Regions from separate parts of the Homo sapiens genome. Here region 2 is linked to region 1. The links are chromatin loops, found by intact Hi-C in ENCODE. Cell type or tissue: ascending aorta. All regions are shown on one strand. Links, peaks and the distances in the headings refer to the core of each region. The heading gives the core; the rest is flanking DNA. Region 1 has its middle 220 kb from the start of GAP43. Region 2 has its middle 93 kb from the start of ZBTB20.

Region 1 (2,926 bases), core at 211-2,710:
TGGATAGATGGACAGATGGATGGATGGATGGATAGATGGCCAAATAAACATTTTATGAGCATGAACACTGTGTTGTTTTCACATACATTCCACTGATGCCCAATAGAGTATGACAGCACACAGACATCCTGTGGTAGAAACCAATTATTATCCTTCAGGAATGAAGGATGTATTCTTCCAGCTGTTGGAAGTTATACTGAATAAAGCCCTTAATTGTCAGCCTCCATTGGAGATTCCTTAAGCTAAAGAGAGCCACTTCATTCCAGGTTTCATCCAATAACTGCTCCACACAAAGGTATTAAAGCCCAGCCCACTTTCCCAGCTCAGGACACCTCTGAAGATTCAACTGTGTCTTCCACTGAGACTGTGTCATAGCTTTACTTGTTCCTCTGCTCAATCCTGCTTCATTCCCTTCTATTTCATAGGGACTGACCCCAGAAGCACTTCCTAATAAACTACCTGCTTGTTAATCTTCATCTCAGAGCTTGCTTCCCAGGAAACCATCCTATGACATATCCTTATATGAATTTTTTATGTGACATGCCTCTCTTGTCAACCACATGCATTCACTGAACACCCTCATGGTGACTCACAGAGGAACAAAGACTATTGGGGCTGGAAGGGAACTTAGGGAGCATTTTATCCAACCACTTCATTTAATAGAGAATATTCTGAATTTAAGTAATTTACCCAAGATCACTTTCATAGTTAATGGCAGAGCTAAAACCAAACTCCAGGTCTCCTGACTCATAATCCAATATTTTTCTATTACACAATGATATTTTCCCAGAAAAACAAAAGGTCTTTGTGCACACTTGAAGAAGAATGTAACACTCTACATCAGCTTACAAAGTCAAAGAGCAAGAAATCATTCAATAAAAAAAAAATCCTCCTACCATGGTTTCTGGTTTATTTTCAAAAGCAGATATGAGTAATATTTTGAAATACTGCTGGTTTCCTATTCTTCATTAATATAAATAAACAGATACATCAGCTTGGTTGGGCCAACCTCCATTTTTGATGATACATTTGAGTTGGAAAATATCTTAAGACGGATTCAACAGGATCTGTGCTGGGATCCTGGAGGGCCTGCTGTAGTTAAACACAAACTTTAAAGTGCTTCAAATAATTTCTATGAATTATCATCCTCATCCTAGGCAAAATGATCATAATTCAGATCCTGAGTTAAGACACAGAGAAGGCCAGGAAGATTAACAACGAAGGCTCCAAGGAGGAGATGAAGAAAAGTGGAGACACTTACTGTTCTTCTTAGCTTATAAACAGGGCATGACAACTTTTCTTCTTGTAATAAATCTTATGATTTTTCCTATGTATTCCCATAATACCTTGTATGGATCTTGATTTTTGTGACCACATGGATTATGATTATCCTTTTTCTCCCTAACTAAACTAAGAGTTCTTTGCAGTCAGGCACTGTGCTTAGTCACTTTGTTATGGCTGGAAGAGATCGCGTTATCCCAAGTTACTGGCTGCATATTTGTCTGGGTCTGTAGCAACTTCAGTCCTTGCCTCCTCAGAAAAAAGAATTCAGCTGAGAAATTCTTTTATCTCAGAAATTCAGAAAATTCTTTTTCTGAATTTTATCTCAGAAAAAGAGACTGAGATAAGTTTCAGAGCAGGAATGGAAGTTTATTAAAAAGTCTTTAGAATAGGAAAGAAAGAAAAGAACCCTTGGAAGAGATCCAAGTGGGCACCCGAAGGTCAAAGACAGAAAAAGAAGCAAAAAAAAAAAAAAAAAAAAAGTCGGGGCTTTAAGCTTGATCCTAGGACTTTATAGGCTTGCCGCTTTCCCAAGATTCTTCCCTTAGGGTGGTCTTCCTGCATGCACAGTGCTTTCCTTACCTTTTGGAATTGAGCACTGGCAGTGTGTTTAGGACGTCATATGCATGCTCACCTAAGGCTTTCTTCCCTTTTCTGATGGCGTGTTCCAGGAACATCATACCTTGCAACTTTTGTCTCTTAACTCAGAAAGTTGCTTTTCCCTGGGGCCTGCATTCAATTAACATTTTGACGTTCACGGGTATGGACCATGAGGAAATGGACTCTCCCTGGTGTTGCCAAATTATAATTTTTAGAGAGGCAATGCCATAATTGCTGAACCATCACCCAACATTCCTAGTGGGGTGCAGGGGAGAGCCCCCTCCTGTAACAACTCGAGTGCCTAAGTCTGATTAGCACTGATTGAATGTTTGTCAAATGCGTGAATAGTTGAATGAATGACCAATGTTGTGGTCTCCTCGTCATTTTTTCCTCAAAATATCTTGCCCATAGAAGCCTTTATAGGGCCTGAGGACCTCATGGGAGTCAGGAGCAGAGAGGAAAGTTAAGAATTATTTTATGTTATTGCAACACATTTTACATATTAGGAAAAGAAGCCAGAGGACTGAAGAGATAGAAGGATTGTGAACTTATGCTATCAAAAGAAGTGTGTTTTGTGTGGGGTCAATGCTTCAGAGGAGTGAGCAGGATCCCAAAGTATATGAGTCCAAAATTTTCTCACCCTCCTTACCTAACTTAGAACTTAGGTAAGCATTCTCAGTTCTTATGTTTTAAACCTCTTTCTCTGAAACCTACAAATATTCCTTCAGGTCTAAACCTCAGGATAAAACTGGAGAAACAGAGCCCCAAATCACATGCATAGGCCCCAATCTGCAGAATAAGGGCCTTCAGCCACTGATCTTTCTATGAACGTGAAATGGGAGAGAGCACAGCTGGGATGCCTACCTCAAGTCTTATTAAACTGGGAGCTAATCTGATCAGAGGCCCAGCTTAACTGAGGCCAACTATATTTCCTCAGGGTTTTTGCTGTCCCTGAGGAGGAGAGGAGTCAAGACGCAGATCAGAAATACAGTATAAGTGCTTTCACTGAGGCATGCCTACATTTGCAATTCAATTCAGAAAGAGA
Region 2 (2,926 bases), core at 296-2,795, 160 kb after region 1:
CAGTTTGAGAATCACTAGTCTAGGGTCTACAGATTATCACTTTCATCAACATCATCATCATCACCATTATCGTCAATCGAACATTACCGTTAAACATTGTGTGAATCTCAAACTGTCTGTATTAGGAATTGTGATTGGAGACAGAGAGAAAGAATAATCCCTTACCAAGTAATTTCAAAGCAGAGAAAATGAAATGAAAATTTGTTCTACATATCTCAACATCTGTCTTCAAAATTTAAGATGCCTTCTAGGAACATGCTAATATCCTTTCATCTCTCTTATCAACTTACTTATTATCTCATAGCAAGAACTTGGAGTTCTTTATGTCATTGCACATATAATTCTATAGAAGTCACTCCTCTCTTTTCATGTTCTTCCCTCCTATTGCCTCCAACACCATCTGTATTGTACAAGTAGTATCCTATAGATTGAGCTGAAACACACCTTTCTGTTTCTGTGCTGTTCAAGCTATACCAATAAAAACCAATACACATAGATTCCAATATGCTTCACAATCTATCATACATATGCCATTTTACTAAACACACAGAGTAAATGGAAGTATAAGTGGTACTTTTTAGCACTGAGTACAGGGTAACAACAATTTTTGTCCTTTTGTTCCTTGTGTTATGGCTGACACAAGACATAGATAAATTAGTACTTCTCAGAGTGATAAGACACGTTAGGGTCATTTTGGAGAGAATACAACCATGTCAGTTCACTGTACCTCTTTCATTGCTATTAAACACTAAGCCTTTGGAAGCAGAAGGGTTTAGTTTTGTTTTGTTTACTGTTTTGATGTACACTCCTTTCTGATTTAATTGCCCTAGCCTAATCATTCTAATAAGATGTTCCAATGGATAAGAGACTTGTGAAACCAGTAACTTCACTAACACCACAATTGTTATTGTATCCAGTCTTATTACCATTTTCCCTTAAAGTCAACTGATACATAATCAACTCCATAAAATACATGAGAATCTATATATTAACGCTCATTCTTACAAACGTACAGTCTTTTTGTATTATTCACCCAAGGAGCAATTATTGAGCATTTATCATGCACCCCTTCTCTCGTACCAAGCAATATACTCTGCTAGAATACAGAAATGCTGTATATATTTGGTAATACCAAAGCAGTCTCATCAGACCTCTCTCAGGATCTTTTGTTCAGCTCCTTTTCAATTCAGTTGCATCTGAACAGTTCACTAGATGATACCTGAAGAGAAAATAAAAACATAAAATTTATTTGTTTGAATTGTTCTCATAGTTGGGTTTATGTAACATAAAAAGTAATGATCCTAAATAATGTGTATTTTAATACACTATGATGTTGAAAGGCTCGATTCTATGCTGAGACACATAGGACTAGAATATAAAGTGTTTCCGGTAGAAAAATGAAGAGAGAGACAGAACATTGTTTTGCTGCTTTTAAATAAGCCACGCAAATAGCTCAGTCTAAAGGCTGTGTGTGTGTCAGTGTGAGATAATCCTGCCCTCTCCCTTCCTCTCTCCCACTTCTCCAGGGAAATGAGTCACACCTGCTCACTGCCCTTGATATGATGTTTGATATTCTGAATTCCCATCAGCCCTGCACAGCTAGGATGATGTCAGCACAGTTGACATTGTTAGATCCGTGCTCTGCGTACATCAACTCCCTGTCGCTCAGGCGTCAGCTGAATGTGGTGAAGGGGAGGAGGCATCATCATCTTAGCAACCAAGCCCACGTATCCAGGATCCAGAAATGGCATCTGGCACTTTGCTTTGGGGATTTCCAGCACTTCCCAGAATTTCAGCCAGATTAGAACACTTGCTCTGAATTAAAAAGAAATTACTCATCCTCTTCCCATCAGGATGTGTGTGCTTTTACAAAATTTTATATCAAAATGTTTGTCACCAAAGTATGTTTTACTGAAGTCCTCATCCCATTTTTCCTCAATTCCTCTGGGATATCCTTTATTGACTTTTAGAAATAATCTTGCTTCTATTTAAAAACAGAAAAGGTTAAATGAGACCCTTTTGTCATCCTTCCACCTCAAGTCAAAAATATATATAATGTGAACAATCAAGTTGTATGGAAAGTAGATAATTATGCTGATAATAATAATCTTCTAAGATGACTCCAGATAAAGTATGGCAGTATTTCTAGGTCTTGTTTTCAAATTATACCCATTTAACAAAAAATACAATAACACAATGAACTCAGACAGTTGCAATTCACATAGACATTTAATCATCTATTGATTATCTGGGAAAAAGGAAAGAGGGAGAACTTAGGGAAAAAACCTAAAAGGGTATTTGAAAGTGTTAGAGTAGAAGAACTATGGTAGTACCATGCCACCATGCCACAGCTGTCAGAAACCCCAACAATGGAGACTTAATGTCTACTTTTCCAGAGCAGTTTCTCCAAGTTATTGTGGGTATCTTGGCTGCTTCATATAAATGGTCCCAGTTGCTTTACAGCTATCTTATTGCTCCACTTACTTATTCCCAGAAACATTTCTGAGTACAATTCCTGTCTCCATAACACACGGAGTGAGGTGGGAGATTTAGGTATGTGCTGTGGTCAGAATATGTCCTCCAAAATTCTTGTGTTGGAAGTTTAATTTCCAATGCAACAGTGTTGGGAAGTTGGCCTTTTGGGAGGTGTTTAGGTGGTGAGGGCTTCTCCATCATGAATAGATTAAAGCCCTTATAAAAGAGACTTCAGAAGGTGTTCAGCTAACTTGCTTTCTTGCCCTTTTGCTTTCTGCCATGGGAGGACACAGCAAGAAGACCCTCACCAGACACTAAATTTTGGTGCCTTGATCTTGAACTTATCAGGCTCCAGACCTGTGAGAAAATAATTTTCTGTTCTACATAAATTACACAGTCTCAGGTATTCTGTTATAACAGCACAAAACAGACTAACACAGTAAGTAACCAG

The links. A loop is a pair of places that touch in the nucleus more often than their neighbours do. Peaks named below come from ENCODE experiments on the same cell type or tissue, not always from the same donor. Only the 100,000 strongest peaks of a DNase experiment are listed, where the experiment ranks them.
Region 2: it touches region 1 in a loop (2.9-fold over the local background); 4 of 110 quality-filtered maps call a loop at or near these places.

What each region holds. Positions count from the first base shown.
Region 1 is chr3:115,400,054-115,402,979 of GRCh38, reverse strand. No RefSeq gene overlaps it. Among named protein-coding and RNA genes, the nearest start is that of GAP43, 220 kb to the left of the region's middle. In ascending aorta, for the core only: no CTCF peak of the experiment used is centred there; a DNase peak (open chromatin) is centred at 1,469; H3K4me3 peaks cover 356 bases; H3K27ac peaks cover 2,500 bases.
Region 2 is chr3:115,238,598-115,241,523 of GRCh38, reverse strand. No RefSeq gene overlaps it. Among named protein-coding and RNA genes, the nearest start is that of ZBTB20, 93 kb to the right of the region's middle. RefSeq lists an enhancer at 1,037-2,236. In ascending aorta, for the core only: no CTCF peak of the experiment used is centred there; a DNase peak (open chromatin) is centred at 1,623; H3K27ac peaks cover 762 bases.